Linked DNA regions of Homo sapiens: region 1 is linked to region 2. A link is a contact called in ENCODE Hi-C or POLR2A ChIA-PET data. All regions are on one chromosome and are shown on one strand. The core of a region is the stretch at or near the end of the contact, and the rest is flanking DNA. Distances in the headings are between cores, read along the strand shown. Region 1 has its middle 29 kb from the start of LINC02068. Region 2 has its middle 30 kb from the start of GHSR.

What was found. A loop is a pair of places that touch in the nucleus more often than their neighbours do. ChIA-PET counts read pairs that join two places held with the same protein, here RNA polymerase II (POLR2A). Pooled maps may share reads with other maps.
Region 1: a loop to region 2 is called in a pooled map, with 4 times the contacts of the local background. The contact joins two enhancer-like sites. A Hi-C loop is called at or near these places in 4 of 168 maps with a recorded cell type or tissue (B cell, CD4-positive, alpha-beta memory T cell, left cardiac atrium and 1 more), 3 of 37 single-sample maps with no recorded cell type and 13 of 50 pooled maps. POLR2A ChIA-PET finds 5 or more read pairs at or near these places in 8 of 52 experiments (A549, CD8-positive, alpha-beta memory T cell, IMR-90 and 5 more).

Annotation. Positions count from the first base shown.
Region 1 is chr3:172,620,936-172,627,561 of GRCh38, forward strand. No RefSeq gene overlaps it. Among named protein-coding and RNA genes, the nearest start is that of LINC02068, 29 kb to the left of the region's middle. Within about 2 kb of position 2,921, at least 7 of the 41 ENCODE cell types and tissues checked have a DNase peak (open chromatin) inside an H3K27ac peak, as active enhancers do; they include PC-9, where a contact is called at or near this core.
Region 2 is chr3:172,474,780-172,481,663 of GRCh38, forward strand. No RefSeq gene overlaps it. Among named protein-coding and RNA genes, the nearest start is that of GHSR, 30 kb to the left of the region's middle. Within about 2 kb of position 2,677, at least 18 of the 41 ENCODE cell types and tissues checked have a DNase peak (open chromatin) inside an H3K27ac peak, as active enhancers do; they include PC-9, where a contact is called at or near this core.

The sequences.
Region 1 (6,626 bases), core at 1,671-4,170, 150 kb after region 2:
ATGAAAAATTCAAAGCCAGGTGCAGGGGTGCACACTTGGCCAGCTACTGGGGAGGCCGAGGTGGGAGGTTCACTCAAGGCCACAGGTTTGAAGCTGTAGTGCACAATGATCATGCCGATGAATAGTCACTGTGCTCCAGCTTGGGCAACATAGCCAGACATTGTCTCCAGAAAAATTTTTTTAATAAAAAATTCAAATGTTTCAGAGAGTAGCAAACTGGGGGAAAAAAGTTTTTCTTCCCTTAAGATCTCTGTTCCCAGTCCTCAGAGGTAATGAATTAACAACTTTCTGTATAACCTTTAATAATTTTCTTGATTTTTTAAAATGTTTTTGACATGGAATTTTTCTTTTGTTGCCCTGGGTGGACTGCAATGGCATGATCTCAGCCCACCACAACCTCTGCCTCCCAGGTTCAAGTGATTCTCCTGCCTCAGCCTCCTGCGTAGCTGGGATGACAGGCATGCACCACCACGCCTGGCTAATTTTGTATTTTTAGTAGAAACGGGGTTTCTCCATGTTGGTCAGGCTGGTCTTGAACTCCCAAACTCAGGTGACCCACCCACCTCGACCTCCCAAAGTGCTGGGGTTACAGGCATGAGCCACCACACCCAGCCAATCTTTAATAATTTTCATATGCACCTATAACATTTTCTTTTTTTCCATGAGCCCCAATAAAAGAAAATCAGAAAGCAGATTATCTTATCATCAATACACATCCAGGGATATATTTGACAATATCTAACATTTGACTTTGGTTTAACTCAAACCTTTTTAAATTGCCCTTCTACAGCTTTATTTTTAATAGTCCTTAGAGACAAGTAGTAGGACAAACACTGTTACTTTTATTGATTCAATATATGGTTACACTGATGTTTAAAGTCACGTCCACAGTTCTCATTGAGGTTCATTAAATAAATAGTTACGTGAAAGTTCCTGCTGTATTGCTTTAAAATAATTGAGGACATTATTCAGTAGGTCACATGTCGGGATTTTCTTTTAGAATTTATTGATAAAGAAAGATGATCAACTCTGAGAAATTAGAAGACTTCTTCCTGTTTAAAATAAAGACTGAGTCACTGACTAAATTTTCTACTTTTTGCCTTGACTGCCAGGGTCCTCAGGGCCAAACTGGAAGTTCAACCACATAAACTGATTTTTCTAGTTAGCATATTTTTGTTCATTTCCTTGGCTATGAGCCTGATATGGTTTGGCTCTGTATCCCCACCCAAATCTCATTTTTAATTGTAATCCAAATTGTAATCCCCAGGTGTTGAGGGAGCGACCTGGTGGGAGGTGATTTGATCATGGGGGTGGTTCCCCCATGCTGTTCTCATGATAATAAGGGAGTTCTCTCACAAGATCTGGTTGTTTGATAAGTGTGAGACTCTTGCCCCTTTGTGCTCTTCTCTCCCTCCTGCCACCATGTAGGATGTGCCTTGTTTCCCCTTCACCTTCTGCCATGATTGTCAGTTTCCTGAGTCCTCCCCAGCCACGCAGAACTGTGAGTCAATTAATCCTCTTTTGTTCATAAATTACCCAGTCTCAGGTATTCTTTATAGCAGTGTGAAAACACACTAATACAGAGCTACTATTTCTGTGTCACAATTTCATTATATTTTTTGTTTAATTATAAGCTGTTTCAAGTATTTGGGGGGAGTAAGAAAGAGGTTTAGATAAAATGACTTTTAAGATGGGGAACACAAAACCCCAATAAAAACTTAAATTTACCGAGATATTTACTGGCAGAGCTGGAACTGGGATTACAGTTTCCCAAATTTTAGTTCATGATATTTCCTCTCTTCTACATGAAATGAATGGTGAGGTTTTCCTTCTTAATCATTTTATGTCTGTTTTTAAAAATATGGCAGTTCCACAAACATCGTGGCTGGATGTTGTTTGCTGGAACCTGTGCCCCAGCTTTTGAAGGCCACCCCTCCCTGCCTTATTTGTTGTTTTCAAAGGCAGTTTTTCTATAATGCAGTGCTGGGTGCCTGGGGTTTGCCAGCAAACAGAATGAAAAGATAAAGGTCGTATATTTCCTGCTACACTAAACGGTCCCTCAAAAATGCAGACCACCACTGTTCTGTCAGCCTTTCTGCAAAGGGATGGCAAATATCTACCTTGAATAAAAGCATGTTAAAAAAAAATAAAACACTTTGGCAAGCAGAGAGGTGAGTCATATTTCAACAAAGGATTAATGCAAGTCCTGTTTTGTTTGTTTTGAGAACTCAGTCATTTTTTTAATCAGGTAGTTATGAGAATTTTCAATTCTATTTTATAAAAAACAACCCAACTTAATCCTGTGATGAACTATGACTTTTATTGACCTTTTACAAAAAGTACAAGAAAGCTATTGATAAATCTTTTCTTTCTTTTTTGTAAAAAAAAAAAAAGAAAAGAAAAGAAAAGAAAAAGAATCCAGATGAAACACAAAACACAAACCGCAGTGTATGGGATGGCGAACGTCGTTGACTTTCAAGGCGCCCTCTACTGGCAATGGCTTTAAATTTTTAAATGTCTATTATATTATAGGCTTTGGAATTTCACTCTTTAACCAAATAAGATTTTCAATACATTAGTAGAAAGAAAACTCATGCAGGAAAGAAAGCCCCAGATATTTTATCTCAGGAATATAAATAAGCGAATATATACAAAAGTATCAGGCATTATTTTACATATCCTGAAAACTATGCGTTGTTAATAGGAAGAAGAATGATACAGTTGGTTGTTCATCAAAGATTTATTGAGCGCTTATAAGAGGCACCATGTCAGGCATTGGGGTCACAGAGGTGAGGCTGACGTGACCCCCACATCAAGGGTCCTAGTCTTGTGAGGGAGTCAGACCTACCTGCAGACAATTACCATGTCATGTGTGGAGTGCAGTGTGAGACCCGAGGAACGACCCCTAAATCCTCCTGAGAAAGGAGTTAGGAAAGGCTCCTGGAGGAGGCTGGCAAAGAAATACAAGAACAGTGAAAAGCACTCTAAGGAGAAGGAAGGGTGTTCGGTAAGAGAACATGGCGCATGTGCGGAACACGAACAGAACCGCGGTAATAAGTTCCGGGTTGGCTAGCTGTACCACAGCACGATGTGCAGGGACGGCCAGGAGAGGATGCTACAGAGCAGCAGCTCTCAAACTTTTCAGTCTCAGGACTTTACAATCTTAAACATTATTGAGGACCCTTCCCCCTCCCCCACGAAGAGCTTTTGTTTATGTGGGCTTCATTTATTGATGTTTACTTTTTTTTTTTTTTTTTTTTTTTTTGAGACGGAGTCTCGCTCTGTCGCCCAGGCTGGAGTGCAGTGGTGTGATCTCGGCTCACTGCAAGCTCCGCCTCCCAGGTTCACGCCATTCTCCTGCCTCAGCCTCCAGAGTAGCTGGGACTACAGGCGCCCGCCAGCACGCCCGGCTGATTTTTTGTATTTTTAGTAGAGACGGGGTTTCACCCTGTTAGCCAGGATGGTCTCGATGTCCTGACCTCGTGATCTACCCGCCTCGGCCTCCCAAAGTGCTGGGATTACAGGCGTGAGCCATCGCGCCCGGCCGATGTTTATTTACTTTTAAGAAACTGTTGGATGGGCATGGTAGCATGCACCTGTAGTCCCAGCTACTTAGGAGGCTGAGGTGGAAGGATCACTTGAGCCTGGGTGGTCGAGGCTGTTTGCCAAGATTGTGGCACTGCATGCTCCAGCCTGGGTAACAGAACAAGACCCTGAGGAAAACAAACAAAAAAAGAAGGAAGGAAGGGAGGGAGGGAGGGAGACTAAAGCTGATAAATTTGAAATGTAGTTATTAATGTATTTAATTACATGTTATCTTAAGCTCTATTTTACGAAAGAAATCCTGAATTTTTCAAATACAAATTAGTGAAAAATGTGGCGTTGTATTATATTTTTACAAGTATCTTTTTTTTTTTTTTTTTTTTTTTTTGAGACGGAGTCTCGCTCTGTCGCCAGGCTGGAGTGCAGTGGCGCGATCTCGGCTCACTGCAACCTCCGCCTCCTGAGTTCAAGTGATTCTCCTGCCTCAGTCTCCCGAGTAGCTGGGACTCCAGGTGCGCGCTACCACGCCCAGCTAATTTTTGTATTTTTAGTAGAGACGTGGTTTCACCATGTTGGCCAGGCTGGTCTTGTACTCCTGACTTCAGATGATCCACCCACCTCGGCCTCCCAAAGTGCTGAGATTACAGGCGTGAGCCACCACGCCCGGGCCTACAAATCTCTTTAATGTCTAGCTTAACTAGAGACAGCTGGATTCTCACACCTGCTTCTGCCTTGGATCTGTTGCAACATCACATGTCTGTAGCTGCTGGAGGACTCCGCTGTGCACTCATGAAAGAAAAAGTGACAAAGGCAAATAACATAGTATTATGAAAATAGTTTTGATTTTGTGGGCCCCCAAGGGGTCCCCAGACCACACGTAAGGAACTACTGCTGCAGAGGTGGGCAGGGGCAAGGTCACGAGGGAGAGCCGGGCACATAACATTAAGTGGCTTGAAACCTGCCAGTAGGCAACAGGACTTGAAGCTGAGAAGTATCTTGTCAGGTGTGAGTTTTAATTCATCGTTTTTGCAGCTGTGGAGGGGATACATTTGAGGAACATGAAACTGAGGGAGACAAGTAGTTAGGGAGTTATTGCAATTGTTTGGGCAAGAAGTGATGACTCAAGTAAAACAGTGTGTCCAGGGATGGAAAAAAAAGGGAATGGTGTTGGGAAATATTTAGGAAGTAAAACTGATTGGGCTTGGTGATTGATTGAAAGTTGAAGGACTGGAGGAAATAAATAAAACTTATAATTCTAGCTTGAGTAACTAGAGACCTAAGAGAAGGTGATACAATCAAATGACATAGGGACCATATAATGCAATGGCACTTCAGGGAAGAAGGTAATGCATTTAGATTGAGGCTTGCTGCCCTGGTAGGCCTAAGGATGGCTCAGGAGAGACATCTGGAAGGAGGGTGAATGTATAAATCTCAATCTTGTGCATGAGCATATTTACCATAAAACTTGAGTTTAGGGCCCTTTATCTGAATAAGCCCCTTTTATAGGTACACAAGATGTTGCTTTTTAAAAACACACATAGGTAAAAATACTTTTTAACTGCAGTTAGTATCACTGACTCTTCCCACCACAACTTCTCCTCCATTGTGATTCTCCACGTTAGATGGCTTGGAATGGCTACAGGCATTTTGGGGATCCGCTAAGGAAAAATTGAGCTGGGGATACATTTAGCTTGAGTTTAGAAGGATATATTTATTATATGCAGCTGCTTCAGTTAAGTTATTGCTGACTTATCCAGGAGAGGAACAGCTTCCAGGAATATCCCATTCTATACTCTGCTGAAGTGGAGGGCGTATGTATTGCAATATGAACTTATTCAATAGCACTAAGCAAAATAAATTTCAGCAGAGTGGAGCAAAAACAATGTTAGAAATGTTTGGGGTCAGAGTCAATCTGTGAAAAATTCTCTCAATCATCAGACATAAAAAATGTAAAGAGAATTTTGTTCTTTTCAATGACTAATCAAAATGGAATTCTCCTCTGGAAAGAATTGTGGTGCAATAAAGATGGCTATAGGCTGGGCACAGTGGCTCATGCCTGTAATCCCAGCAGTTTGGGAGGCTGACATGAGTGGATCACAAGGTCAGGAGTTCAAGACCAGACTGGCCAACATGGTGAAACCCCACCTCTACTAAAGATACAAAAATTAGCTGGGCGTGCTGGCGCATGCCTGTAGTCCCAGCTACTCGGGAGGCTGAGGCAGGAGAATTGCTTGAATCCAGTAGGCAAAGGTTGCAGTGAGCTGAGATTGCGCCACTGCACTCCAGCCTGGGTGACAGAGTAAGACTCTGTCTCAAAAAAAAAAAAAAAAAAAAGGCTATAAACTCTTAATCACACCCTCCATTGTGTGATGGTGTCTGTCTCCCCTCTCCTTAAATCTGGGCTGGTCCTATAATTTGCTTTGACCAACTGAATATGGTGGAAGTGATGTTGAATAACTTCCAAATCTGGACCTTAGAAGACACAAAGCTTTTTGCTTTTGCATATTGAGAATGTTCTATCTTGGAATCCAGATGCCATGCTTTTAGTATTACAATTCAGAAGGGAAAGCCATGTAAAGGAGATCCAAGGCAGTCAACCAACAGCCAGCACCACTGCCAGCCTCGTAGTGAGCCATCATGGAGGTTCTAGCTCAGTGGGACCCTGAAGTTTGTAGTCACAGGCAACATCAAGTTTAGCAGATGGTCCGCCAAGCTAAGCTCAGTCCACCCAGAATTCTGAGACAACAAATGACTGTTTTAAATTGCAAGTTGCATAATAATTTGTTGCTTGGCAATAGATAACCAAAACCCTATTGCATCATGTATAATTTTAAACTCTCCTTTGGTGTATGTGGTGTGTGTGTACACACACAAAAATTTTTCTTTAATGGAAATCACATGAAGTAGAATTTTGTGATGTTGATATTTGTCAACTTCTAAAACTATGGACAATTCAGTGTTTGGGCCAGAAGGAAAATAAAAGTCAAAGGGGAGTTTTTTGTTGAGAGGACAAATTTGACTGTATTTATAGAGCTAAGAGGAAGGAGTGAGTAGAAACGGAGAGTTAAAGGTACAGGACAGAA
Region 2 (6,884 bases), core at 1,427-3,926:
TCAGAAAGAAATATAATTGGAAATGAGTATGTGGTCAAATTCTCCTCAATAGAGAGAAGAAAAAACAGAGATTGGAAGAAAAGGGTGAGCAAGGAGGAAAATAAGTTCAGGTTTTCAAGGAAGTTTTGTTTTGGGAATGGGAGCAACACTTTGGGAGAGATATGGAATGAGAGACAGAGCAAAGGAACCAGAAAAAAATTTTAAGAGATGTTGTGGGTTCGGCATTCATTCCCACATCATAGTCTAAGAGACATGAGTATGAAGATTGAAATCACTTTTGTTTACTTTCAGATATTAGATTGTATTCATCTGAATATCACATGGAGACTGAGACCAGGCCACAAGGCCCTGATATAAATTTGGTGACATATGTTAACTCAGTTAACTCTTTTAATGCTAGAAGTAGATAATATTCTCATTTTATAAGGGAAGAAATGGAGGCTCAGAGATGTTTTCCCCAAATTACTCAGATTTTAAGCAGTGAAATGGGTTTCTAACACAGATCTGATGCCAAATTTATGCTAATATGTTACACTAAACTGTCTTTTTTCTTTTGTCTTCTTTTTTTCTCTTTTCTTTTTTTTAAACTTTTATTTTAGGTTCAGGGGTACATGTGCAGGTTTGTTACATAGATAAACTTGTGTCATGGGGGTTTGTTATACAGATTATTTCATCACCCAGGTACTAAGCCTAGTATCTAATAGTCATTTTTTCTGCTCCTCTCTCTCCTCCCACCCTCTACCCTTGAGTAGGCCTCCATGTCTGTGGTTCCCTTCTTTATGTCCATGAGTTCTCATCATTTAGCTCCCACATATAAGTGAGAACATGCGAAGAGAGAATATTAAGGGACTTCGGTTTTGATTTAGGGGCGCAAGTGTCTCAGAAGCAGATTATGTTTGTATTCGTGTGAGTAGAGCTTAGGCTAACACTGTGGTTTTTTATTTTTTTCCCCCAGAATTACATAGAAACGCTCATCTCACCTAACCCCTTTTTCGGTTTGGACATATTCCATCCCAGTAGTAGTTTAACACTTGAGACAAACCTAAGGCCAAGACTTTTCACTGACTATAATAATTCTGTGACCTCAGTTTCTTATCTCTGTCCCCATGTCACAGGGCCACACAAGGTGTTTTGGGAATTGAGGGAGCATGCCAACAACTAACTATAGCAGAGAAAGAGTTCAATAGACGGCTCCTCCTCCTCTTCCACATGATTTTTTTTTTTTAAACAGAGTTTTGCTCTTGTTGCCCAGGCTAGAGTGCAATGGCACGATCTCAGCTCACTGAAGCCTCTGCCTCCCAGGTTCAAGCGATTCTCCTGCCTCAGCCTCCCAAGTAGCTGGGATTACAGGCATTCGCCACCACATCCTATTTTTAGGAAAGATGGGTTTTCACCATGTTAGCCAGGCTGGTCTCGAACTGCTGACCTCAGGTTATCCACCCGCCTCCGCCTCCCAAAGTGCTGGGATTACAGGGGTAAGCCACCATGCCCTGCCCACATGATTATTATTAACTCCCTGGAGTTAAAGTTGCCCCCAACCAGAAGTCTGCCCAAGTGTAAACAGCACCGCGCCCAGGTCACTCTCCAACTTTCCACTCATGTGATGAGCTTCCTGGAGCTTGGGGGAAAGAGGAGGACTCCTCTCCACCCTTCAGCCTGTACCATGGACTGTGTTGTATATCCTCCTGATCTTCATCCATTGCCTGTGCCCCTCCAGGAGGGAGAGGATTGGGAGACAAAAGGGGATGGGTTGCAGGCAGGCAGGCAGTGTGGCAAGTTTGTAGGGAAGGGAACGTGTGCAAAAAGGGGAAGCAGGCGTTGCAGAAGCAGAATGCTCATCTTCCCAATGTATCCTAAGGATGCGTTCATCTCACTTCACAGGGCAGTTAGGAGCAAGTGAGTTTCACAAGTTGAACCAAATTCTTAATGCAGAAAGGAAGCTTACTTTTAAAGAAAGACTGCTATTCATTTCTTTCTAAAATGCTCTTTTGTAATCTCTTAAATTTATCTGTTTTATTAAACTTGAGGGTTTTATACATTGATTTTTCTCAAAACAGGACGTACTTGAGCCCTGTTTTATACTTATCTATTTTAACTAGGTCATTTCCAATTTTGACGTCAATATGACTTTCTGGGAGATTTTAAGAATAAAGAGAAATCTGAAATCAAAATCAGCATGAAAGCAATTAAAATGAGGCTGTAAAACCTCTGTACCAGAGGTTTTCTTCGTCTTCTTTTCTTTTCTTTCCTTTTTTTTTTTTTTTTTTGAGACGGAGTCTTGCTCTGTCACCCAGGCTGGAGTGCAGTGGCGCGATCTCGGCTCACTGCAAGCTCCGCCTCCCTCTTTTTTTTTTTTTTTAAGCATATTGAATGCTTAGAACTTGCCAGGCCGTATCTCAGCACGTCACTCATATTAATCATTTCCTAATAACCGCTACAAGTTGGGTTTTGTTATTATCCCCATTTGAATAAATAAGGCACGGAGACACAGAGAGGATATGACATAACTACCAGAAGCCATTGGTGGCAAGATCTCAATCAGGACATGTCGGTACAATGCTCTGATTATCTCGTCTGCATCCCTGATTACTTATGGTCCAGATATAAACTACTCCTCTTCACTTTCATTTTAACCAGAATTTGAAGTCATTTTATTCTCTCTCAAGTACTTTGGGCTTTGAGGAAAATAAGGGAAACTCGCCACCTGGTGGCAGCTCATAGTGTGTGGTAACAAGGTGGCTGCCCCCTGTCTGGTTTCAAGGAGAGAGGAGAGAATGTCCCTGCCTTGCTATTCACGCCTCTCAAACAGCTGAGCTGACCTCTCCTCAAGGGCCATTGTCTTTAGAAATCCCTCGCCCTGTCTAGGTCCATTCTGATAAAAATTGGAGTAGCAGTTTTTTCTCTATGCTTCAAGTGAGGAGGTTGGATGGGACAGAGTCCAGCGATGAGAGGCCAAGACTCTCTTGACCTTATTTCATTGTCAAAAAGATCAGTATTCATGTTCTACAAGAAGGAATCCACAGTTGTCCAGAAAACTGTCCTTCAAAAATAGCCAGTCCACAGCTGCTTCCCGTATCTTAGGCTTTAGTTTCTGAAGCAGAGGAAGTAACATGCAGGCATCATCCCTTGTTAAAACAATTCATAGAATTAAAATGTTGCAGGTGAATTGAATTTTTGAACATTTAATCAGAATGATCACTTGGGTATCTTGTTTTCTTAAATACTTAATTCGCACACCACAGGGTTTGAAATGTAGGTTTTTCAAGTCTACATAGGTTCTATTCGTGATTTTCAGTTGCCTGTCAGTGAACAGGTGCCAAGTTAGCTGTATCAGAATCACTTGTGGAAATTAAAACGTAAACAAACACAGGAAGATTCCAATTCAGTAGGTCTCTGAGGAAGACTGAGCATCAGCATTTTTAAATGCTCACCAGGAGGTACTGAGAAGCAGTGTGCTTAGGAAGCCACTGTACCTGCACCACCTTTGCTGACCAGAATGGAAGCAGCAGGTAAAGAATGTTGGTGGTTAACACAAAAATTAGATACTGTTTTCACTCATCAGGCTGGCAAACAGGAACACAAATAGTAATATTTCACTCTGGTGATGATGTGGGGACCAGAGCATTCTCATTTTCTGTTGCTAGGTGTGTAATGTGCTACAAAAGATTAAGGAAGTAATCAGGGAGTTATTTATTTATTTTCATTTTTTTGTAGAGATGGGGTTTCCCTGTGTTGCCCACGCTGGTCTCAAACTCCTGGCCTCAAGTGATCCACCTGCCTCAGCCTCCCAAAATGCTTGGATTACAGATATGTGCTGTCTCAGCCAGGCCAGACAGGTATTTTTAACATCTAAAATGTTAAATTGGCCCAGAAATCCCAATTTGGAATCCAGAATGTTGAGATCAATGACAAAAATGTTTATTGTAGCATTATTTGTAGTGACAAATAATTGGGAACAATCAAATCTTGGAATAAATTATAATCTATTCATTCAATGAGTTATTATGCAGTATTTTAAAAGAACCAATTAAATCTGTATACTTTGATCTGGAAAGGAGTCTATGTACTATTAAAGGAATGAGTTGCTGAGTTTTATACACAACTGCATATGCATATACCTATATATGTATGTATATATATTTCCATTTGTAAAACAAAAAATTAATTAAGCTAGAATATTGGGAACAGGGAGAAACATATGAAAGGACACAGAGTTTTTTGGTTTTTTGGTTTTTTTTTAGATGGAGTCTCACTGGAGATTGTACTGCAACCTCTGCCTCCTGGGTTCAAGTGATTCTCCTGCCTCCGCTACCCAAGTAGCTGGGATTACAGGTGCATTGCCACCATGCCTGTCTAATTTTTCTATTTTTGAAAGAGATGGGGTTTCACCATGTTGGCCAGGCTGGTCTTGGACTCCTGACCTCAAGTGATCCACCTGCCTCAGCCTCCCAAAGTGCTGGGATTACAGACATGAGCCACTGCACCCAGCCAGGACACAGAGTTTTAATATTGGATCCTTCATGATGGGAAGGGAGTGGGGGGATTACAGATTTTTAACATTTTTCTTCATACATTTCTACATTTCACTCATAATAAAAAACATACCTTTCATGTGCAATTTATAAGATCCAATAAAGTTTTTAAAAATGTTGGTTGGACCAAAGAGTAGTGCATTACCCCCCCAAATCCCTGGTTTGGCATGCTTACCAACACTATTCAGGTAAGATTTAAACTGCAAAATTATAATGTATGTGTAAGGTGTAAAAAAAGATACTACAGAGAACCAGCCCTATGAACCCACATAAAATTAATGAATCCAACCCAATAGTCCCATGAACAGTTTTTGGGTTTTTTTTTTCTTTGGATAAACGTAGAAATAGACTTTTCTGATCTTACAGTGTGAAACTTACCTTTGTTTTATCTGAGTTCCTTCCTCGGGAAAGGACCCCCAGGCCTCTCAAACAGTATCAAAGAACTGAGACTCACCACATCATGGCATCAGGACAATGAGACTCCAGGCCCCTCATTCATTATGATTGCTTTCTTACCCCTTTCCAGTTCCTGCTTTCTCACACATAGTTACATTTCTTCCCTGCTATATAAACCCCTAATTTTAGTCACTCAGGGAGATGGATTTGAGACTGATCCCCAATGTCCTCAGCTGTAGCACCTGATTAAAGTTTTCTTTCTTGGCAATAATTGTCTCAGTGATTGGCTTTCTGTGCGGCCAGCAGCAGGACCTACACTGAATCCCTGGTGCTTCAGTAACATTAAGAAACAGAACTTTATCGTATCTTTTTGTTTCTTATTTGATTTACCTTTTATTTTTTAAAATTCTTTTATTTTTAATTATTATGGATACAAAATATTTGCACATACTTATGGGGTACATGTGATGTACTGATGCAAACATACAATGTGTAATGATCAAATAAGGGTAATTAGGATATCCATCACCCCAAACATTTATTATTTCTTTGTGTTAGGAACACTCCAAAAGCACCATTTTAGTTCTTTTGAAAAATACAACAAATTATTGTTAACAATAGTATCCCTATTATGCTATCAAACACTAGATCTTACTCAGGGGGAGTAACTCTACTTTTGTACCCATTAACTATCCCCTCTTTATCCCTTGCTCCCCGCTACTCTTCCCAGCCTCTGGTAACCATCATTCTACTCTCTCTTGTCTCCATGAGGTCAATTTTTTCTTTTAATTCCCATACATAAATGAGAACATATAATATTTGTCTTTCTGTGCCTGGCTTATTTCACTTAAAAAAAATGTCCTCCAGTTCCATCCATGTTGCTGCAAATAACAGAATTTCATACTTTTTTTTTATGGCTGCATAATGGTCCATTGTGTATATGTCCCCCATTTTCTTTATCCATTCATCCATTGCTGGGCACCTTGGTTGATTCCATATCTTAGCTATTGTGAATAGTACTGCAATAAACGTGGGAATGCCAATATTACTTACCTATTTCCTTTCTTTTGGATATTTACCAGCAGTAGGATTTCTGAATCTATTTCTACTTTTTTTAGAATTCTCCACATTGTTCTCCATAGTGGTCGTGTTAATTTACATTCCCACCAACACTATAGGAAAGTTCCTTTTTTCCATATCCTCGCCAGCATCAGTTACTGCCTGTCTTTTTGATACAAGCCATTTTAGCTGGGGTAAGATGATTTCTCATTGTGATTTTGATTTGCATTTCTTTGATGATTAGTAATGTTGAGCATTTTCTTTATATATTTGTTTGTCTTTTGTATGTCTTTCTTTGAGAAATGTCTATTCTGATCCTTTGCCCATTTTAAAATTGCATTATTTGTTTTTTGCTACTGAATGTTTGAGTTCCTTACATATTTTTGTTATTAATCTCTTGTCAGATAGGTAGTTTGCAAATATTTTCTCCCATTCTATAGGTTGTCTCTTTACTTTGTTGATTGTTTCCTTTGCTGTGCAGAAGCTTTTTAACTTGGTATCATCTCATTTGTCCATTTTTACTTTGGTTGCTCGTGCTTTTGAGGTCTTAGCCAAGAAATCTTTGCCCAGACCAATTTTGCGCAGTGCTTTCCCAGTGTTTTCTTTCAGTTGTTTCATAGCTTCAAGTCCTAGATTTAAGTCTTTATTTTGTTTTAATTTTTGAATTTGACAGTAGGAGTCTAGTTTCATTCTTCTGCATAGGGGTATCTAGTTTTTCCACTATCATTTCTTCTTTTTTCTTTCTTAAAAATTTTTTTTGGAAGTGGGGTCTCATATTGCTCAAGCTGATCTCTAACTCCTGGGCTCAAGTGATCTTCCAGCCTCAGCCTCCTGAGTAGCTGAGATTACACGCCCAGCACCATTTATTGAGTAGACTGTCCTTTCTTCAATATATGC